Linked DNA regions of Mus musculus: regions 2 and 3 are each linked to region 1. The links are chromatin loops, found by intact Hi-C in ENCODE. Cell type or tissue: left cerebral cortex. All regions are shown on one strand.

Region 1 (8,000 bases):
TGTTTCCTATGTTGGCCACTGGCTTCATGAACTCATATGAGATCGAAACTCTTTCAGTCTCCAGCTTTGGATGATTATGTAAATGTATCACCATTAGACCCTTCACACAAACACAATGAGTGTAAATTCACTGGGAATATATTGTATGAGGGTTACGGCAAATGAAAGCTTGTGAAAGAACACAGTCCTGTCCCATTAGCATGGTCCCAGCTCGCTGTTCATTTCAGTTCTACCTCAAGTTTGAGGGAACACCTGTTAAGGAGCAGACAGTGGGGTGTCAGATAGGGTGGTGGGGTGCAATCATTGGACCTCTGCTTTCAGTTGGGTCATGTCGTTTACATGACCTACCCCTTACAATTCACTTTCATCTATAATACAGATTCTGTACGACTACAGAACTTTCTAGAATTTTGCCATAGTTTGCCATCTCTGTGACTGATGATCTTCAGTGCATGATGAGAGTTCTGTTCTCCTTAATAGAGGAAGTGGGATGAGAGTTCCCAACTGGAGATTTAATGGAAAGTTAGGTAGTTACCCCGTGAAATTTTGATGATGATCTGGTACCTGTAGGGAGAAATGCTGAAATGAATAGGTTGACTTAAGTAAAAGGTTGAGTATGATGAAATCAAACTCAAACTAGCTAAATTCTGTTTTTTATAGAAATTTTTCAACTGAAAGGAATATTTGATTTTTTAATCTAAGATATAGATTATCACCCAAGCCAAAGTAAATATAAATTACTAAATAAGATATTTAAAATATGTCACAGAAGATTCTCAAATTTTGAGAGAAAAGAGCCAGCTGAGTATTAAAAAGTTTAAGTATTAACAAAGATGTTTTTGGTCTTCTTAAAGCACACAAGTTCTTATAAAGTTAGCCTACAATGTTGGTAGAATACTGGCTCAGGGGAAAAATTATTAACTGCTAAAGCCACACAGCACTACACATGAAGAATCTTTGCTCAAGAAATGGTTATTGGATCAATGATAAATGAACAATCCCATTCAGGGTAAAGCTTTTGTTTCTAGGACATTTTGGATGATATCGAGTTGGAAAAGATCTCATGAACTTCCATCAGCTGCTTTACGTTTATGCCTTTGAGGTATATTGAATATATTATATTACCATAAACATAAAAGTGGGCCTTTTGTTGTTATGGGGTTTTTTGGTTGGTTGGTTGGGTTTTTGTTTTGTTTTGTTGTTGTTTTGTTTTTTTTTTTTTTTTTTTTTTTTTAGCTTTTGCCACACCATTACAAAACTAGGATCTCTTAAAGAACACAGTTCATATTACTGACTATGACCACAACTTTTTCAGTCAAAAAAGATATGTGTATGAGTGTTGGCTTGCATGTTTGTATATGTACCATATGCTTTCAGTACCTATAGAAGGAGAGCCCTTGGAACTGGAGTTACAGATGTCTGTGAGCCATCATGTGGACACTGAGAACCACAGCAGGAACTCTGCAAAGGTTCTTACCCTCTGAGCCATCTCTCCAGCTCCAGGTACTTTAACGTTTTGCACTTAACTGTAGCATCTCACACAGGCATATCTTTTCAGAGGTAATCAGGCTTCTTTGTGTGCCACCTTTGCACATTTCTCAAAGCCATTACTTCTGTTTCAATGGCTTGTTTGTCCATATCTGTCTTAGTCTGTTTCCTGGAACCATAGTATCGAAAGTAAGAAGAAAGCCTATTTATTTGCTTCATTGCTTTAAACTTTAACTTTATTTTATTTGCTTGTTTATTTATTTACTCATTATAAGTGGGTGTGGTTATGTAGGTGGATTTGCATCATGGGGAGCTTGTGGAGGGCATAGGACAGCTTGCAGGAGCTGGTTCTTGCCTTCTATCATGAGAACCCTGGAGATCCAATCGAAGACATCAGGTTTAATGACAAGTTCCTACGGAGCCATCTTGTCAGCCCATTCATTATTTAAAATACTGTTCTGTGAATATAACTTAACATTCTATTCTTTACTTCATGCTAGTTCTTACTGATGTCTAAATATTTTTTATAAACACACTGTTGAGTACTGTCTTTCCTTTGTGATTTTTTTACTTTAGCTAGCATTTCCTTTTAAGCCTTCCTGAAGAGTAAACTATTCTTACATATGAGAACACTAAGGATCTTGGTTATTTCAACCCACTAATTTTGCTACTAGCTTCATGTCATCACCAAAAGTGTTCACATGCCCTGGCATCAATTTTTATACATGTGTTTGTTTAAATTAATGGCTCCAAGAGCACCATGCTGCTATAAACCACCCTCCAACGATGTCTAGAGGAACAAGTGGGACATCTTATCAGATGCCTTCCTAAAATTCGCACAATCTTCCTCTCTTAGACCAAGGAAAAGTGAAACAAGATTATTGTGGCCGGATTTGGTCTCTTTGATCTCTGCTGGTCTCTGGTACCCTGTTTCCTTTCCCACGAGTTCTCAAGCCATCTTGCTATGGTACCCTCTACAACAAAGTAGACAGTAAGGCAACAGATCAAAGAATCTACTCTCTCATACCTTTGATAAATTCTGTGATGTACTGTGTATCCCTCAGTCTCTTGGCTATCAATATATCCTTAAAGTCCCTGTCTGTCATCTCTTTCACTGCACCAGGTCATCCTCTGGCTTTGACATTTTTATCCTCGAGACTGTGACTGTGCTGTTTGAATCACGTATCTTGTTTTACCTCCTCTTGAATTTCACCTTACAACAGAGATTGCTGACTTGAGGAGGTTCTGGGGACAATAAGACAACCTGTTCCTGATGGAGTGTAAAATTATAATTTGTACTCTTAGGGGTTTGTAACCCTTAACCTACTCCGCTGGAGGGTGTTGAAATTTTTGTCTCATGGTGCAATAGTTTGAAGGTTATTTTTTCCTAGCAGGAATGTGAGGTCTCAGCTTTCAGTTCCCTTCCAAATCTACTGTAATTTACTCTCCTTTCTAAAATTACTTTCATGAGATGCTTTGATTGATTTGAGACTCTTTTTATGTTTAACTTAATGTTCATCCTCCGTTGTATTATTGCCCAGCATGAGTAAAGACGATTATACTTATGATTAGAGGAATAAAACAGGCCCGTTGGGGGCCAAGTATAGAACAGTCTTATCCCTTAGTTGAGAAGCTAGGCCACACATGAATGAAATTGCTGATGTATAGACTCTAATGGCTCTTTTAATGCAAACAAAAATTGATTCTCAAGGCAGAAAGTTGCAGGATGAAGCTGCCCTGAAACTCTGCCTCAGCACACATTCAGCATTCTTGCTTCCCTGTTAGGTAAACAGATGCTTTGCAGACTGGGAAGCCAACCTGTGGCCTTGTCATTGGAACACAGGGGGAGTAAGGAAAACTATCAGTTAGAACATGACCCTATTTTCCACACATGAATGCTTAGCTGCGCAGCTCTGGGAAGTTACCTCAAACTCTCTGAGCCTCAGCTTTCTCAACTTTGAGAATGCATGAGTTTCCTTGAGCTGCTAGTGCAGATGACTACCACGTGACTTGTAATATCTGAAATTTGCCTTGTCACAAGCCAAAGTCTGAAAGCAAAGCAGTAAGTCTATTCTATCTCTGGGGCAGGTCTGTGATGCCTCTCCCAGTATGTAGTAGCAGCACCAGATATTTGGGGACTGGACTATATGACTCTAGGGTCTGCCTACATCTTTTAAAGGCTTTTTGTTGTTGTTGTGTGTTTTTTTTTCTTCTGTCTCTTCACTCTCTGTCTCTTGCTCTGTGTGATCCAGCATGTCCTTACTTTCAGACCTATGGCTTCTCTCTAAATACCTGTGTTTTTGAAAACAGGACCCATTCTGTGTTCTAGAGATTTGAAGGTGGCATGTCTTGAGGGATAGGGTACCATTCAGCCTACTATAGTAATAACAATGTATTTGTGTTGCAGATTAAATAAGGGAGTGGGAGGATATTGGGAGCTTGAGAACTGCTAGTCATCATTTCATGATTATTAAGTATCTCTTAATATTGCCATTATGACACGTACTTTTGAGAGAACAGGCTGCATTCAACAGGAAGCTCTACTGTGACTCACAGAGAAGCATCTCTGAGACTCCGTTTGGAATGTTTGAAACAAAAGAAAGATGATGCTCTTTCCCCCATAGTTTATAAATCCTTGATCTGACTTTGACAGGGATTTTGGCTATGATGTAATCATCATGGTCATGTGGTCCTCACCATTGTGTCATCGTCTTTGCCATTGTCGTTGTTGTCAGTTGTTATCTGTCCACTTGGTGCAGACCACACGGATCTGGTCATTCCAATTCTTCAGTGAGTACTGAGAATCTAGGACAATCTTAACTCCTCCAGTCCAGGAAGCTGTGAGAAGCAGGGTCTGTCACTCCTCTCCATCTGTGGATATAAATGACTGACTGGCTGAGTGTCTGAACATCCTCCTGAGATATCGTGTAGCCATTTTCAGTGTAACCAGTAGCCTCTGAAACAATGTGTTTCAATATTCTCATTTGTTCAGGAGAACTGAAAAATTAATGAAATCCCTGCCAGGAAAATATTAATGATATGTCTGTCAATAATGGACACTCAGAAGTAGGAGAAGCTTTTTGTCTTAAACTCAGTATGATGCTTGATGCTGCATGCTGTAGCTGCCTTTATCAGCAGTGCAGTTAGGGACTAAGACCTGGATAAATGAGAACATGGGTAAATGGTGTTAGGGATAGCATTACTTCCTTCTTACAAGACAGCTCTTGAAGCGTCCTCTCTGCGTGGACACCAGGGGGCGATGCTTATGTGGAAAATGCCAGCAGAGTTACCTTCTAAGGCTGTTTGCTTCTGAAGCTTGAGCCTCTCGTCTTTAAAGAACTTATTATCTTCATTTTTCTACCCCATAACAGTTATCCAACACACATGGCCAACAGCAGATAGCTTCTTAGACACCACATCTAAACCTCTTGACTGAACTGACTGGCCCTCTATAGCCATGGTGGTCCAAAAGTTCTCTATCCTTCTTAGAATTCAAATGTTGCAATCTTAACACCAAAGCAGTGAAACCAGAAAGATCGAGGGAATGAGAGTCCAGTTGTTAGAGGGCAGCATAGTCCTTATCAATGGACTCAAGCCTGAGGCAGCTGTTTCCAGCAAATGAGAACTTGGATGTTAACATGTGTAACCTAGAAGGCAGATCCCTCTTCTGACTCTAAATCTACCAGTGACTTGGTCCAGGACTTCTCTATCCATTCAAAATATAAACAATCAGTTTATATTGAGTATGACACCCTGTTTGTGGTAGCTATGACAATTGGAATAGAATGAAATATTATCTCTCCACAGTTCAGTGATTAAAACTCTGAAGATAACTCCAGTGCCCATAAAAGTCCTCATCTGCCTGTTGTTTACATGAGATAGCATTAAACCATTTTCAGTAGGCGAGCTCTCCAATTAGCACATTTTGAAGCAAATGAACACAGCTGCTAGTGGTTGGCTTTTCTCCTTAGTAATAGCTTGAATTATCTATGCCTTTCTCAGAGAGGAAGGCATAGAGGCACTAGCTGGCACATCTCAGCCCCTTTATCCAGCCCTGATAATGACATGGACATCCTTGAGACACTGTGAACATGTTAAAAATTCTCTTGGCCTTCTGACAAGTGTGGCACGATAGCTGTCCGTGAATCAAGAACAGGAAATGCTCAGGATGATACCGTCACTTCTTCCAGTTTTGAAGTGTTCTCCTTGAAGTTTTTCATGAAGGACTTTGATAATAATTATGATTCTCCAAGGATTGTTCTGAACAAAGCATTTATTTCTAGATGCTAAGAGAACTTTAACATTCATGAATCTTCCTTTGAGTTTTTAAATGCCAGCAAGAGATGATTAGAAAATGCATCAATGAAACTGAAGTCAGTTTTCTATGATGTGCAAAACTTGTGGGGGGGGGGTGAGGGGGAGAGAGAGAGAGAGAGAGAGAGAGAGAGAGAGAGAGAAATGGATGATTTCAATGTTGTTTTACAGCTGAAAAGACATAGCTCTTGTGGCTTCAAAAGGCTCATCATAAGTCTTCCTTAGAGACACTGTGTTTTTGAACAAAAGGTGTATAAAATTGAAAGTCACATTCTTTTTGCCTTGACAATCCTCTTTGTTTCTATCTCAAGGTCACTTGTGAGTCTAACACTAATTGCTTTAGTGCCATGTGACATCAGACAGGATGCAGTCTGAAGGATGATCCAAGGGATGCTGTGATACTGCACACAATAATGCTCTCAACCCATGCTGAGCTTGTCTGAGCATTTGCTACGCAGTGCAATACAGTTTAGTGTCCACTGTTGGGTTCCGTAAAGTTGCAATTCTCAGTTGGGAAGCTGTGAAAGGCTGCTTCTTGAAATTTAAAATTTTCTTTATCAAAATTTGTCAACAAATCATACAACACTCTAAAGAATCCATGAAAATTAATGAAGAAATATATATATGAATAGTATTACCTCAGGAAAGAATAATTTTACATATATATACATATATACTCATATATATGCTATACACACACACACACACACACATACATACATTGTTTTTACCAATGTATATGAGGGCAAGGGAAGCTATCTGTGTCCCAGTGCATATTACACTATTTTCAGGACCTAGAATAGCATCGAACAGCACAGTAAATACTAACTCAATGAGAAGAGAGAAAGAGAGACAACAGGGAAGGAAAGCTGATATGCTAATGTCACAAAGCAGAGTATCATTCACTGTAGTGGCCTTGTGAATGCCATCCTAGACAAGATCCTCACAGGAAGTTTAGTTCTATGAGAATTCAAGAACAATGCTTTGTAGGGGAAAATGCATCTAAGAACTCCCACTACCTTTTGTCTATATAAAATCATTTACTGGGGCTTCCAGCACACCTTTGGTGATGTTGACTGTTGGTAGTAGACACTTTGGGGTTAAAAATAAATGACAATGATGAAGGGAAATGTGGGATCTATAGATGAATTTTTTTGGATGCTTGCCAACAAGGGAAGGCCAAAGAGTGTCACAGACATTTCAAGGTTAAAGGAGATGTTATTTGTTTATTCAGTATGTGGAAGACAATTTATTGTGCTACTTATTAGAAAAAGCCAGCAGAGGGGAGGATGGAGATTGACAGAGTATGACCCTGGAAGACAAGAGTTCACAGAAATGGGGCTAAAGGAACAAGAACTTCCCTCTCATCAGAAAGGAGAATGTGGGGTGGATCTATGCAAATATTTTAAGAGAACATCAAGCATACAAATAACACCAGAATGTTGAGCCAAGAAATCCCAGATGCTTCTGAGACATCTTGGTGATATGCCTTTGCTACTCATTCATTTATTTTCATTCAGCTGTTAAGTGTTGACTCACACACCAGCAACAGAGGCAATTTTTTTAAAGAAGCATATGAAAACAAACCTTATAGTGTGTAAACTTCTAACTAGGAATGGGAAGGGGGTTGCCACTTGTCCAGTCCCCTTCATTTTGTTCCTGGAAAGTAATAGCTACAAGAAAGAGGTGATGTTAAGAAGGGAAATATTTGAAGCATGGGAGCCTCTGTACGGGTCCCTGGGAAATCTGACCGAGTAGAGGAATTTTGCAGCTTTAGAAACGGACACAAGAAAAAAAACCCACAGAGAAAAGGCAGCCAGAACCTTGGTTCTCTGCTTGACAGAGTGTGACCCTATCTCCATGAGCACATACCTACCTTCTGCTCTCTTTCCATTTGGTTTCTTTACTCTATTTCAGCCACTTGTTGTCCCTCTCAGAGTCAATCCTCAAATCTAGCATCCTCTGGCTGTGAGCCCTATTATGCAGAAGCCAAAGTCTCCTTGAGTTTCATTTTCGACTGTCTTTCACCTTATGGCGTTGAAATCTCTCACTGGACATTTTGGCTAGGATGTCTGGCTAACAAGCCCCTGGCATAAGCCTGTTTCTGCTCCGAAACACTGGGTATCTACTTCCGGAACTAGAAGGAGAGCTACAGGAAATGGGTGAAAGAGTGCTTGTATCTCATATACAGACAGACA
Region 2 (8,000 bases), 120 kb after region 1:
TCATGCCTGAGGCTGCTTGTGCAATCATCCAGTGACATTGGATATGTCACATACTGGTGACCCAGAAACGCTCACAAAAGTGTCATTGCTTAGTAACCTGCTTCAGAATGCAGGGGGGGGGGCAAAACACTACGACTTATATCCATCCTCTTTGCTCTCTCATTCAATACAAAAAGATATGTACACATCTACATCAGTTTATAACTCCTCCAGATATAAGATACAATTTGCTAAACACATAAAACTCAAGAAGAATGAAGACTGAAGTGTGGACACTATGCCCCTCCTTAGAATTGGGAACAAAACACCCTTGGAAGGAGTTACAGAGACAGAGTTTGGAACTGTGATGAAAGGATGGACCATGTAGAGACTGCCATATCCAGGGATCCACCCCATAATCAGCTTCCAAATGCTGACACCATTGCATACACTAGCAAGATTTTGCTGAAAGGACCCAGATATAGCTGTCTCTTGTGAGACTATGCCGGGGCCTAGCAAACACAGAAGTGGATGCTCACAGTCAGCTAGTGGATGGATCACAGGGCTCCCAATGGAGGAGCTAGAGAAAGTATCCAAGGAGCTAAAGGGATCTGCAACCCTATAGGTGGAACAACAATATGAACTAACCAGTACCCCGGAGCTCTTAACTCTAGCTGCATATGTATCAAAAGATGGCCTAGTCGGCCATCACTGGAAAGAGAGGCCCATTGGACTTGCAAACTTTATATGCCCCAGTACAGGGGAACGCCAGGGCCAAAAAAATGGGAATGGGTGGGTAGGGAAGTGGGGGTGGGGGAGGGTATGGGGGACTTTTGGGATAGCATTGGAAATGTAATTGAGGAAAATACGTAATAAAAAAAATAACTCCTCCATTTAAAATGTGCACTTAGTAGAGATAAGATACAAGGTCCTAAAGGGAAAGTTAACACTTCCCAGAGAAAAAGAACCCCCAGATATTAAGGTTGCAAAGCTTACAAAACCTGAAACAATGTTAATGGAATCGGTGTGATCTTGGGAATGGAAGAAAACAGAAGCAAGATAATCAAATGACAAAATAGACTTTTTTTCTCTCTCTCTTTCTTCTTTTTTAAATATCAGAGCAGAACACAAGCCAGAGAAACTTCCTTCACATTCCTTTGAGGTTGACCATGAAGATGCTGATAAGGATGAAGTAAGTGGCTGTTGCAAGGGACAGGTTAAAGCATGGGGGCAATTAGTTCCTGGCTGCACTGGCTTCTTTGTAATCTCTTTCTAGTGAGCAGCAGGAGCCGGTTGTGTTGGGGCTTTTAGGCAAAATGAATCATGTTTGTTTTGACAGGGAACACGATTATTACGGATGAGTCAAGGAGGAAAAGAAGTCTCCTTTTTAAGTGCAGTGTCTAAGATCTGGGCTCCGCAAGGCTTGGCTGCCTTGCTAATGATGACTTTTGTTTCAGGATACCACATCCCACTCATCATCCAAGGGCGGTGGGGGAGCTGGAGGTACTGGTGTGTTCAAGTCTGGCTGGCTTTACAAGGGGAATTTTAACAGCACTGTGAACAATACTGTCACTGTTCGGGTAAGGACACTTCAAAACCAATCCCGGATCTTCCACCTTTCTGTATATCCCTTCTCAAGGCACAGCATGGAGAAAAGCCATTTGCATGAAATTTATGTTTTCTCTAATATTTTAATTATACAGAAGTCAGAGCCTCTGCTCTAAATGCAATGCTCTGCTGATAAAATTAATCTGAAGCCTTGTCATTTCCATGAGTAACAGTGTAACACAATTCAAACTCTCTCCTATCTTCTCTTTAGTCATTCAAAAAGCGCTACTTCCAGCTGACTCAGTTGCCTGATAACTCCTACATTATGAACTTTTACAAAGATGAAAAGATATCCAAAGAGCCCAAGGGCTGCATCTTTTTGGATTCCTGCACAGGTGTAGTACAGGTGAGTGAAAAATCATCTTCCCCATGGTGGTTATATTTTTGTTGCATGATACATGTAGTAAACACTTAGAATATATCTTGTAAGTCAAGAGCTGTTCTAGCCTCTGGGAACTTGCTGAGAAACACATAGTCTAGATCCATACTTCCACAAAAGTAAGTTTTAGTAAAGAGAAGAGAAAGAAAGAAAGAAAGAAAGAAAGAAAGAGAGAGAGAGAGAGAGAGAGAGAGAGAGAGAAAGAAAGAAAGAAAGAGAGAGAAGGAAAGAAAGAAAGAAAGAAAGAAAGAAAGAAAGAAAGAAAGAAAGAAGGAAAGAAAGAAAGAAAGAAAGAAAGAGAGAGAGAAGGAGAGAGAGAAGCAAAGAATCAAATGAACAGTGGAATCAATTGTTTTGTTTTGTTTTTTTCACTGAAAAGCAACAAAAAGAGGTGAGCAGAAGGTCAGACAAGATGTACGCTGTGGTATTTGGATGTGAATGGAATATTGATATTTGAAAGGGGGCATTTTTGAAAGGATGCAAAAATAATTAAAACAAAAAGAGACTCAAAGATCTATGGAAGAAAGGGTATGTGGGAGCAGTAAGCCCTGAGTCCTGAGGTCTAAACAAGACTGAGCTATTTCCTCAAGCACAAGAAGAAAATGACCCTTACCCCATCTACAGCCTAGAAAACCACTGAACTAATGAAATTCATGAGGGAGACATGGCAGTCACATAGCTTGGTGTATATACTTTACAAACCATCTTCCCTTTATTACCAGGTAATAAGTTCCACTTATACACACATCATCTGTCTTTGAAGTGGAGATTTTCTTTACAGTCACAGATTCCTTTGAGTGCCAAGAGTTTACAGACAAGACTATTCTGGAAACTCCTGACCTTCAAATTATTGTTCTTAATATTGCATGTGGCAAGCAGAAGAAGAAGAATTTTGTGGTTATCTCCCAGTTCATGGACATTGGATGCCCTTTCTTTAAAAATCAAACAAACAAACAAACAAACACATAAAAATCTGGGTTTTTTTTTACTTAAAAGTTGAAGCAATTAAGTATTGTAGCAATCACTCCTCAAATTTTACAGTAAGACCCAGACCTTTACAGAGCCTGTAATGTCATAGCTGAGTTTCCATCCTGAACTATTATGGAGGATACTAAGATCTATAGATGCAAAATAGTGTTGTCTGCAGCCTCTCAGGCCTAGGCTATTTCTGGACACTTCATCTGTTAAAGTCTGGAACTCCTCCAGGAAGTAATAAGGCTGAACTTTAAGAATTAATTAAGTGTTGCTCAGTACCCTGCTAGAAGGGAAAGCTAATTGCGTTTTAATGCAGAAGCCAGCTTTCCATGTGGAAAGGGCAATGAGGATCCTAATGGAGAAAGGATATGGTTGTCTATTGTTGACTGCTCAAAGGGAGACTCTTTGGCCTCAAAATCTTTTGCAAAATCTTTGACAATACTTCGGAGATCAGACACACCATTGTATGTTCTGATCTGGCTATTCTAAATGCCCGTCTTCACCATCTCTAACTTGGGTTTTGCTTCATTAAACCATTGTCTCAGGAAGAACCTGACAAAGCAAGTGGAAGCTTGGTCTCTTCTAGTCAGCCATGGGATCCTAGTTTTGCTGTTCACATCCTGAGCTCCTGAGATGCTCATTCAGTCTCTGACCTCAGGATTCTTATACATAAAACTGAAATAAATGTGCAAAGACTTTGGAAATATCTAGGTGATTATGTGTCCACACCCTGCTTCACTGATTGACCCCATTATAGTTCATGACTTGGAAAGAAAGATACCCTACTGTAGAAAAGCCCCCTAGTAAAATGTGATTTGCATTCTTCAAACTGATCCCTAGTATGTTAATTAATCCATATCTTTAGTCATGAACTCATTCTTCATTCAGTACTTTATTTAGTGATTATATTATGCTTGGAACAGTGTTGAAGCATGGGGACCACTTCCTTGTTAAAGTCAGAGTCAGAGACAGACATCAGAGCAAGAGGATTGCTTACCTCGGAGCAACATGGCTGCTGTTACTCCGCATCCCTAGAGGACACTTGGAGATATGAATGGTGGTCTCTGGCAGGTTCTGGCATGCAGAAGAATAATAACTCTCTTAAGGAGAACATCTCAAAGCTAATCTTCACACATGAAACCTTTCTGAATCTTCTGGAGTCACAGCATAGAATCTACAGAGTATCTACGTCTTTAGGGTTCTGCAAGATAGATTTTACATATGTGTCTTTTAAAGAGTTCGTTGATAGATCCCTGAACTTAATCAAGACTTTTCACAGAATCTTCTCCCTTTATGGGAGCAGGGGTCTCCAGTTCTTTGAGGTCAGTCTCTTTGGGGCAGGAACACACAGATCGGGGAACTTGTCACCTTATGGTAGCCCCAGTTCTTACATCACAGCTCTCCCTGACTTACACATTTTTACTCCTGGGAAGGAAATTTCAAAAGAGATCATGCAAATTTTAACCATCGCTCTAGTAAGCTCTTGGGCACATTTTGTGCTTGGGGATGAATCACACATACACAAAAGCACAGAACAAATGAATAACTAGGATGAGTCACATCTGTTTTGTTCATGGATCTTTACCAGATTCTCTTGAATAAAAAGAAAAAAGAAAAAAAAAAGAAACAGAAACAGAATAAAATCTTTGCCTCAGTAAGTGCTACCTAACTTCTAAGATCCTTTTGAGAGTTCAAGTTTTTTTTTTCAATTTTATTGCCAAATTTAATTTAAAATGTGAACACATTTGTTTTATTTTAAATTAGATATTTTGTTCATTTACATTTCCAATGCTATCCCCAAATGACCCCCATACCCTCCCACACACACACTCCCCACCCACCCACTCCCACTTCTTGGCCCTGGTGTTCCCCTGTACTGAGGCATATAAAGTTTGCTAGATCAAGGAGCCTCTCTTTCCAATGATGGCCTACTACGCCATCTTCTGATACATATGCAGCTAGAGACATGAGCTTCAGGGGGGTACTGGTTAGTTCATATTGTTGTTCTACCTATAGGGTTGCAGACCCCTTTAGCTCCTTGGTTACTTTCTCTAGCTCCTCCATTGGGGGCCCTGTGATCCATCCAATAGCTGCCTGTGAGTGTCCACTTCTGTGTTTGCTATGCCCCTGCCTAGTCTCACAAGAGACAGCTATATCTGGGTCCTTTCAGCAAAATCTTGCTAGTGTATGCAATGGTGTCAGCGTTTGGAAGCTGATTATGGGGTGGATCCCTGGATATGGCAGTCTCTAGATGGTCCATCCTTTCATCTCAGCTCCAAACTTTGTCTCTGTAACTCCTTCCATGGGTGTTTTGTTCCCAATTCTAAGAAGGGGCAAAGTGTGCACACTTTGGTCTTCGTTCTTCTTGAGTTTCATATGTTTTACAAATTGTATCTTGTATCTTGGGTATTCTAAGTTTCTGGGCTAATATCTACTTATCAATGAGTACATATCATGTGAGTTCTTTTGTGATTGGGTTACCTCACTCAGAATGATGCCCTCCAGGTCCATCAATTTGCCTAGGAATTTCAAAAATTCATTCTTTTTAATAGCTGAGTAGTACTCCATTGTGTAAATGTACCACATTTTCTGTATCCATTCCTCTGTTGAGGGGCATCTGGGGTCTTTCCAGCTTCTGGCTATTATAAATAAGGCTGCTATGAACATAGTGGAGCATGTGTCCTTCTTTCCAGTTGGAATATCTTCTGGATATATGCTCAGGAGAGGTCTTGCGAGATCCTCTGGTACTAATATGTCCAATTTTTTCGAGGAACCACCACACTGATTTCCAGAGTGGTTGTACAAGCTTGCAATCCCACCAACAATGGAAGAATGTTCCTCTTTATCCACATCCTCGCCAGCATCTGCTGTCACCTGAATTTTTGATCTTAGCCATTCTGACTGGTGTGACATGGAATCTCAGCATTGTTTTGATTTGCATTTCCCTGATGATTAAGGATGTTGAACATTTTTTCAGGTGCTTCTCAGCCATTCAGTATTCCTCAGGTGAAAATTCTTTGTTATCTCTGAGCCCCATTTTTTAATGGGGTTATTTGATTTTCTGGAGTCTACCTTCTTGTGTTCTTTATATATATTGGATATTAGTCCCCTATCTGATTTAGGATAGGTAAAGATCCTTTCCCAATCTGTTGGTTGTCTTTTTGTCTTATTGACAGTGTCTTTTGCCTTACAGAAGCTTTGCAATTTTATGAGGTTCCATTTGTCGATTCTCGATCTTACAGCACAAGCCATTGCTGTTCTATTCAGGAATTTTTCCCCTGTGCCCATATCTTCGAGGCTTTTCGCCACTTTCTCCTCTATAAGTTTCACTCTCTCTTGTTTTATGTGGAGTTCCTTGATCCACTTAGATTTGACCTCAGTACAAGGAGATAGGAATGGATCAATTCGCATTCTTCTACATGATAACCGCCAGTTGTGCCAGCACCATTTGTTGAAAATGCTGTCTTTTTTCCACTGGATGGTTTTAGCTCCCAACAATCCTTTAGTGAATATAGCATTTTAGCTTGCCTCATTTGTACTCAATCTATACCATTATTTTTCCCATGAAAAATTATTGGAATTATAAAACACAAGGGAGAAGTCAAGGAGAGGGAAATGTCAATACTTTCTCAGGAATATTAAAAGATGTTTGTGATTTGCATGTTCTTGAATTATGCTAACAAACAAAATACTAACCATGTTTTTTTTTTTTTTAGACTATCAGTAAACAGTTTTATATCTTCATTATAGGCCAATCTAGAACAAATTGCTGCCTCTCTTTTATCCTGAGACTAAGGAATATTTGCATTTGGATTACCTAATCTTGGGCCTTCAGGCATTCTTCAGTCATTTGCTTAGCCATCTAGCCATCCATTCATCTATACACTTCGGGTCTTGCCAACATTGAAGAAAATGGCTCAGGAACCCCGAATGTCTGAGATTCCATCTCAACAGTGCTAGTGGCTAAAAGCGTGTCACATTGGCTCAAGTTGATGGTGAAGTGACACCTACAGATCTGACTCATCCCAGCCAGCCCATGGATATGGAACTTTTTTAAATGACTACATGTGTTTAGTAAAAGGCTAGAGGATAAAATATTTTCTGCAGGTTAGGCGTCCCACTTCATGCGTCAACTGAGGCTGAGTATGAGATGCAGAGCTTCCTTAAAAGTAGAAAAATGAGGGGGGTTGTTCCCAACTAAAAACAGTCACATGGGAGTAGTGTAATTTTGAAATAAAATGGATTTAGAAGCCATATATAGTCCTCACATTTTCCATTAACAAATTCTGGCACTAACTGAAGATTTATATTTCCTATTATAGTAACAACCAGAAAGGTAGTTACCCATTTAATATATTATCTGATATATTTGATGGGGTACATGTTACTATTGTCCTGTTTATCAAAATAGAACTAAGAGAAAATGTGTCTTTCCAAGGCACAGAACTAATAAGTGACAAAATTAGATATGAGGTAGAGGAATTCCCAAGATTATAGAAAACAGTCCATGAGATTACTGTATTTACTACATAAAAAACTAGTGTATATATATATATATATATATATATATATATATATATATATATATATATGATATCATCCTAAAGAACTTACATGGAAAAAGAAACTCAAAAATGATAGGCTCATGAACAGTTTAATACATATGTGTGCATGGATCATTGGAAAAACTAGATATAGGAAAAACTATGGTTTCTATCTTGAAAGAATATATATATATATGTATGTATATATATATATATATATATATATATATTAACATTGCAGTACATTTATCACTGAGTGATGCCTCATTCTATTATATCAATGATATATTATTTCACATTATATTATAGTCACACATTTCTGCCTTTAGTCTATTGACACCTTATTAAAATGTAAGTTTAGGAGTTTGGGGGAAATAACTTAGTCAATGATTGCAGAAAAATACGAGGTACCAAAGTAAGATTCCTAGAAACCCCATGTAAAAGTTGGGTGCCACAACATGCATCTCTAATTCTGAGTCTGCAGTGTAAAATTAGGCAGATCATTGGAGCTCATT
Region 3 (8,000 bases), 180 kb after region 1:
GAAAAATCTTAAAGGAATGACAAATCTAAAGCTTTCTATAAAATACAATCTACTTCAAATCCTCAGGGTGCACATCTAGTCATTGAACAATTTTTGTATTAAATCAGATCAGAAAGCTGAGAGCAAATAATGAGAAAAAGAAGTTAATCACCACCTTGATCTTGCTTCAGCAAGAGAGGCAGCCAGTGCTGGTCAGGCTGCCATTGTTCTTGTTCCCTGACCTCAACAAACTCCCTAGCTCAACCAGGAAGAGTGTGCTGTGCCTCTCTGGAGCTCAAAACTGTTCCCTAAGATTTTCTACAACAGAGCCACTATCAGAAACATCTTAACCTAACTTCAACAACAATCTATTTTTCCAAATGCTTTCTTTTTTTTTTTTTCTTTTTTTTTTTTTCCATTTTTTATTAGGTATTTCGCTCATTTACATTTGCAATGCTATACCAAAAGTCCCCCATAGCCACCCACCCCCTCTCCCCTACCCACCCACTCCCCTTTTATGGCCCTGGCGTTCCCCTGTACTGGGGCATATATTCTAAGGGTGGTCATTGCTGGCAATCTACATTCCTAGATTCTTTCCAAGGACGGGGATTGGATCATTAATCTGCTCCAGTAGCAATGCCTGAGAGAGATCAAGCATTATCATTGTGAGTGCCAGTGATGCATCCCAGTGAGGGGCTAGAAGCCCCCTAGAATTTTCCTACAACCCATATATTAGGGAGAATGTAAAGGCCACAAGGATAACAAGCAGAGTGACACAACAGCAGGAAGCCCTCAGATGCAGAGTCCTCAAGGCTCTGCCTCTCCAAGGCATACCCATCCTGATTGTGCTAATCATGTGGGCCTGCATTCCTTGACTTCTAAAGCCCATTGTTGTTCCTTCCCCACAAGCCTCAACAAAACAAAAAACAAAAAAAAAAAAAACAAATAAACAAAATAAAAACAAACAAACAAACGAGAATCCCTTCTTGTCTTAGCCACTCCTAGAGAACTTGAATGAGGAGGACCTAAGTGCTGGATACAGAATTTGTTCTTAGGTTTCTCCACCATCTACACACACATACACACACACACACACACACAATATCTCAAGCCTGGATTCCTAGGCCTTCTCTTTTGACCACTGTACTCACTAATCCCTCACACATGTCTGCTTCCACATACCTGTCTGTGTTTCAGAACTCTGTGCCATTGAAAGTAAGCCTTCCCTCTCTCCCAATATCCTCCCCAACCTCCATTTACTCCCGTAATAAGCCCGAACTGTCCAGCATCCTCCAAGGTCTAACTCAATGTAGCCCTTTTTTCCTAGAACCTTTCTCAATCCCAACAGACACAAAATACGTCTACATTTTAGCCCCTGCAATGATGTGGGCCGGCCATTCGATAGGCCGTGACTGTTAACTGTGCTGTGTTAGTATCTATGCTTGTGTTTACATCAACAAACATGTTCCCATCCCAAGGTCACAGCAGGCCACATCTCTGTAGCAAGGCTATCTTGTAGAATCCCTCCTACTTGAGGGCAGAGGTTTTAGGAACTGTTTGATCTGCCTTTTTGTAATCTAAAGTGGCTATTCAGTTTTCAATAACATATTCTCTTCCTCTCAAAGATATGCCTGAGTACTCAGTCACAAATGAATTTTGCCGCAAACACTTCTTAATTGGAATTCTTCTCCGAGAAGTTGGCTTTGCCCTGCAGGAGGACCAAGACATCAGGCACTTAGCTTTAGCTGTCCTAAAAAATCTAATGGCTAAGCATTCTTTCGATGATCGATACAGGGAACCTGTAAGTCGCCTTTCTTTCTCTCTCCCCCAAACACCGTTTAATGGCCCACTGCATTAAATGAATATGAAACCCCTGAGCCTATTGATTTTCACGTGAATCATTTCTCTTGTCTGCCTTCACCTAGAGGAAGCAGGCACAGATAGCGAGTCTGTACATGCCGCTCTATGGTATGCTCCTGGACAATATGCCAAGAATCTACCTGAAGGACCTGTATCCTTTCACCGTGAACACATCCAATCAGGTACCTTTGCGCAGTTCTCCAAGTTTCCATTTCCTTAAGTAATTCCTCTTATTTATATATTTATGGGTTGTATAACCATTTCTTCCTCCTTGTAAGCAAGCTAGGGTTAAACAATTTCCAACAAACGCTCGATCAATACAGCTTGTCCTCACAGCTTCCCCCCTTGCCCGTCCCTCTCTTTGGAACTGTTTTCATTCTTTTTTATTCTCTGAAGCACTCTTCACATCTGCACAGCTTCTGCAGATTGTATGATATTCCCATGGCCTTAGCTTCAATGTTCATTCTTCGCCAACTGCTCCCCATTTTTCCCCATGGAAATTAAGTGTTTCATATGGTCAAAAGCCCAGTGTGGCCCGTTGTGACAATTGTCCACGCAGCCAGTATGGTGGCAGTATAGAAAACTATTCAAGGGACTCAGAGATGGTTTAGTTGGTAAAGTGTTTGCAAGCATGAGGACTTGACTTTGATCCCCAGCACCTCTGTAAAAGGCTGTGTGTGTGACATGAATCTATTATCTCAACACGGAGAAGGTAGACAGAGAATTCCCTAGGGCTCACTGGCCAGGCAAACTCTACCATGCTCCAGGTTTGTTGAGAGACCTTGCTCACAAAAGTCAGGTAGGAAGTGATGGAAGAAGACACCTGACATTGACCTCTGACCTCCACGTCCATGTGCTCCTGTATACACACATACATGAATATGTCAATACATACATAAAAAATAAACTCATGAGAGAGGGCGAACACACTCTGAATACACTGACCGTCCAAGATAGAACCTTCAAAAGGTTAGGATCATGCCTTCAGATGATCAAATCCCATCAGCACCATGTAACATATACATACCATTTAGAGAGTTATTCAAGTTATCTAGGCCTGTTTTCATATTTGTAGACTGAGATAAAATGCCTAACACAGAGTAAAGTGCCTTAATATTAAATTGTCTAACAGAAAACACTTGCCAAGATGCTCAGAACATACAGATTTGAAATCTAGTCCCTTACTGATGGTTATATGTATATGTATATATATGTACACATACATAATGATGATAATTAAATCTATAGTTTAATAATTGCTATATCGGTATTATTCCAGCCCATATCTAAAAGATTGACTCTCATGCATTTTAAAAATTCCCAGAAGAAGGAGCAGAAAGAATTTAAAAGCCAAACATTGAGGAGAAAAGCTATGTAATGCTGTCATATGACATGGCTTTTAACTCAGGAACGCACAACAGCTATGATTGCCTGCACTGGGCCCTGCATAAGATTGAGCCAGTAAACATTCAGTCATAGATGTGGGAAGGAGGATCATGGGATGCCGCCTACACTGGGGAGCTAAGGGCTGTGGAGGGAGGCTGGAGAAAAGGGATGCTTTGTCTCCAAGGATGCAGCCATTTCTGAGTTCCTCATGCTCCAGTGGATAACCCATGCCTACTCAACCAGACTCTGTGAAATCCAATGAGTCACAGACAGAAACAAAGGCGAAAGACATAATAATGTGAGGAGGACTTAGTGGGAGGAAGGAAATTGTAAAAGAATAAAAACTTTAACACTTTGCATAAAAAAATAAATCAAACTGTGAACATAACTATGCTCTTCACAATATTCATTTTCATTGCCAACTTTAGTGGAACATCTTTGCTAGGATATAAAATATCCAACAGCATGACTGATTAGGAAGGATGTAAAAGGCACAATGGTCCACCATGCCGAAGCCCACTAACTCTCATTCCTCTCCTCTCCACTCCAAATGCAGGGATCTAGAGATGACCTCAGCACTAATGGAGGATTCCAGACTCAGACGTCCATGAAACATGCAACTTCTGTGGATACATCATTTTCCAAAGATGTTTTAAATTCCATAGCAGGTACTCGGGACCTGCTGAGAACACTCATGTTTACCACTCACCAGTGTTTACATTGTATATCATGATGTTTCCTATCCATAATTCATATGCATAATATACCTGGCAAAGTACACCATGCTGTATAACTAGTCCTTAATGTACTCCTTTGAATGTCATCCAGTAACGTCCACTTCTGCTTAGCTTAAAGGGCTGTCTGCTCAGATATTATCAAATTACTTTATTCTTCTGTCTTTTGCTTTTTGTTATGCACAGCTTTTTTAAAAATATAATAGCTCTTCAGCTTCAAGGATTATATTAAGAACCATTTTCAAAATGTCATTTCTATTTCGCATAAACTGTCAAGTTAAACACTCCTTCCTCCAAACCATCTTCTATTAAAATAAGAGTTATCTTTGTCTATATTTTTTTTTCATTTTAAGAGATCCAAAGAACAAATTTTAAATGCACTTAAAACAGTTTCGATGTTTCTAGACCCATCATGACCACCATTGCAATGCGTTAAATGTTGCATCGCTTCCAAGTCAATCCCAGATTCTATTTCCCAATCCTGTACCCACCTCAGCAATGAGCAAACCTGTTTCCCCATGTTTGCCCTTGTTCGTGCTCATACATCTCATCACTGTATGTGTGCTGTGGCTTCTGTTTGCAGCATTTTCATCAATAGCTATTTCTACAGTGAACCATGCAGATTCCAGAGCGTCCTTAGCGAGCCTCGACTCCAACCCAAGTACCACAGAGAAGAGCAGTGAGAAGACAGACAACTGTGAAAAGGTGCAGCTACCCTCTGTGCCACACGTGTCAAACACTGCAACTACAATCCAGGGCGCCCTCAGTCTTTTTCTTATCCCTGTTGGTCCTTTGATTCCCAGATCCCAAGGCCCTTGTCTTTGATTGGGTCAACGCTTCGGTTTGACAAATTAGATCAAGCAGAAACCAGGAGTCTTCTTATGTGTTTTCTTCACATTATGAAGACCATTTCAGATGGTAAGTGGAATGTCTTCAAGTCAGTTTAAAAGAAGAAAAAGAAAGAAACCTACATTTCCAAGAGCCTCATGCCATATTGTGTTCCTTTCTAGAGACTCTGATTGCCTACTGGCAGAGAGCACCCAGTCCAGAGGTGTCAGACTTCTTCAGCATCTTGGAGTAAGTTTAGGGTTGATCCAATAACTTATTTTGTGGAACTTTCAAAATAGCTCACTATGCCACTCTTCATTCAAAGAAGCCCTATGGTAAATAAATATCAACAATAGTATATGGAATATGCAAAGAAAATTTGCTATTTTTCTTTCCATATATTTAGATGAATTGTTATGTTATATGTATAAATTAAGGAATGTAAATAATAAGCATGCCTTTTTTCCCCTTTCTAGCGTTTGTCTTCAGAATTTTAGATACCTAGGGAAACGCAATATAATAAGGTAATTGTTTTAAATTCTAGTAGACTAATATAGTCTTTTTATATAAAAAAAAAAACTATAGAAGCTTTGAATATGGCTCGGTTAGTGAAGTACTTGCCATGCAAGAATGAAGACCAGGGTTTGGTGCCCAGACCCTACATAAAGACAGACACAGGAAGGGGTAGATAGATAGATAGATAGATAGATAGATAGATAGATAGATAGATAGATAGATAGATAGATGAATTAGAGAGATATAGTAGATACTGGTGATAGATATAGATAGATTAGATAGATATAATAGCTGCTGGTGATAGATACATAGATACATGGATAGATATATAGATAGATAAATTTTTATGGGTGAAACATCTGTTTAAGAACATACTTTCAGTAAGGTAAAAACAAAAATTAATCTACAACTACTTCATGCTGGCACCATTCATCACAAATACAAGAATATCCAAAGCCCTCTAATTTCCTATTCTCAGAAAAAAACTGAAATGTTAATTTTATTTTGAGTTTGCTTATATATGTGGTGTTGGGCTGTGTGTGTTTGAATGCAACCAGAGTTTGACATCAGGTGTCTTCCTCAAACTCTCTTTACCAAAAATACTGAGCCACCATCTCTTCATCTGGAGCCAGAGTTTACCAATATGGTTATTCTAGCTAGCCATCTTGCCCGCTGGATCCCTGATTCTGCATCTTGAGACTGGGATTACAGATGAGCCTCCACGTACATAGATGCTGAAGTTCAGAAGGCAGGGCCTCAGGCTTTCCTTCATAGCAAGTACTTCACCACGTGAGCCAGCCCCTTACTTTTCATTAATTCACAGAATATGAAATGTCTCATTGTTCAGTAATTGCTTGTCACTTGTCATTCTGTTTTTATATATAAACTGTAAATGTGGAGCTGTGCTGTGCTTTCAACTTGTGTTCTTTGTAGGAAAATCGCTGCAGCGTTTAAGTTTGTGCAGTCAACCCAGAACAATGGGACTCTGAAGGGATCCAATCCTTCCTGCCAGACATCAGGTCTCTTGTCACAATGGTAATATCTCCTTGGCTCGGTATTTAAAATCACACGTATGTCGTTTATATGTGAACATGCATGTGTGTGGGTGGAGACATTCATATATGTACATGTGGTTTTAAGCAGTTAATATGTTTATCTGAAGAAAATTCTTAGCTGCTTCTCCAGCTCCCTCATGGGCTTAAAAACAGAAATGAAGGACTGTGGTTTGCTTATGTTCAGTTAAAGCAAACACCTTGAATGGATGAGGATTAATAGGCCTTTCTATTTAGCTAAAAACCTAATGGGGTGCCTAATGCCAATAAAATGTCCCCTTAGTTCTTAGCAGTACAGGAAAAAGGCACTCTGGAATCATGACTCCAGTTCTGATGAGTGATTAAAAGATTTCTTTTTTTTATTATTATTATTACGTATTTTCCTCAATTACATTTCCAATGCTATCCCAAAAGTCCCCCACACCCTCCTCCCCCACTCCCCTACCCACCCATTCCCATTTTTTTTGGCCCTGGCGTTCCCCTAAACTGGGGCATATAAAGTTTGTGTGTCCAATGGATCTCTCTTTCCAGTGATGGCCGACTAGGCCATCTTTTGATACATATGCAGCTAGAGTCAAGAGCTCCGGGGTACTGGTTAGTTCATAATGTTGTTCCACCGATAGGGTTGCAGATCTCTTTAGTTCCTTGGATACTTTCTCTAGCTCTTCCATTGGGGGCCCTGTGATCCATCCAATAGCTGACTGTGAGCATCCACTTCTGTGTTTGCTAGGCCCCGGCCTAGTCTCACAAGTGATTAAAAGATTTTCTTAGTGTTCTTGAAACTCATGGTTTTTAAAGGAACAGAGGCCACAAAGAAGCCGGAGAATCCTCACGAGTCACCTTAGATTATCTAGTTGCTAGCTGATCTCCAATTTTGCAGACCTTGCTCACTCCCTCCTATACCTGCCCAGTCAGAATCACTTGCCCTGAAATTCCAGCTCCAAGATCCTCTTGGTCTAACAATTAAAAATTGTCTCCCCAAACTTTCCTGAGTTTGATTTATTCTTCTCAGGTTCTCATAAGAATATGTAATGTGGGTATTTTAGAGAGGAGCATTAGGAAGAAATAGGAAACTGTATATCATCAATAAATAACAAAATAAATATTGCTGCCATCCATGGGGACCTATAGAAGTGGGCTTCTAGTGAGAGAATAATTTTAAAAGATGTAATCATGGGTTTGCTTTGCAAACTATAATACAAAAGAACACAATAAAGAATTGCTTCACAGTTGCAGAGATGGCTCAGCAGTTAAGAGCACTGACTGCTCTTCCAGAAGTCCTGAGTTCAATTCACAGCAACCACATGGTGGCTCACAAAGCATCTGTAATGGGATCTGATGCCCTCTTCTGGTCTCTCTGCAGACAGTGACAATGTACTCACATAAAATAAAATAATAAAGTAAATCTTTAAAAAAAAATAATTACTTCACATGTTTCATAGCAATTGTAACACACCTAAGCTCACCACAGTCTGCCATCTGTGATGGACAAGTATTAAGTGTCCTCCTTGTAGACTGGACAGATCCTGCTGGCTCCTGGAAACCAGGGCTTTTCCCTCACTTTCAGACTGCAATGGGCAACCTGGGAGAGAAATTCGATCCCCAACATCCCAGCCATACATCCCAGAACTCATTACTCTAGATG

Evidence for each region. Peaks named below come from ENCODE experiments on the same cell type or tissue, not always from the same donor. Only the 100,000 strongest peaks of a DNase experiment are listed, where the experiment ranks them.
Region 2: a loop joins it to region 1, with 4 times the contacts of the local background. A loop is called at or near these places in 13 of 42 quality-filtered maps.
Region 3: a loop joins it to region 1, with 2.3 times the contacts of the local background. A loop is called at or near these places in 6 of 42 quality-filtered maps.

What each region holds. Positions count from the first base shown.
Region 1 is chr1:80,719,591-80,727,590 of GRCm38, reverse strand. All of the region lies in intron 1 of Dock10 (dedicator of cytokinesis 10), which reads left to right. Among named protein-coding and RNA genes, the nearest start is that of Dock10, 35 kb to the left of the region's middle. In left cerebral cortex, a CTCF peak has its summit at 4,733 (motif pointing right); DNase peaks (open chromatin) are centred at 4,741 and 7,256.
Region 2 is chr1:80,599,724-80,607,723 of GRCm38, reverse strand. It overlaps Dock10 (dedicator of cytokinesis 10), which reads left to right. Exons shown (of 56, transcript NM_175291.4): 5 at 1,099-1,171; 6 at 1,437-1,559; 7 at 1,799-1,933. Among named protein-coding and RNA genes, the nearest start is that of Dock10, 150 kb to the left of the region's middle. In left cerebral cortex, no CTCF peak of the experiment used is centred here; DNase peaks (open chromatin) are centred at 1,416, 4,440 and 6,990.
Region 3 is chr1:80,537,121-80,545,120 of GRCm38, reverse strand. It overlaps Dock10 (dedicator of cytokinesis 10), which reads left to right. Exons shown (of 56, transcript NM_175291.4): 32 at 1,605-1,780; 33 at 1,905-2,021; 34 at 3,782-3,893; 35 at 4,543-4,664; 36 at 4,763-4,877; 37 at 4,970-5,036; 38 at 5,264-5,311; 39 at 6,237-6,338. Among named protein-coding and RNA genes, the nearest start is that of 1700016L21Rik, 95 kb to the right of the region's middle. In left cerebral cortex, a CTCF peak has its summit at 7,707 (motif pointing left); DNase peaks (open chromatin) are centred at 3,457 and 3,819.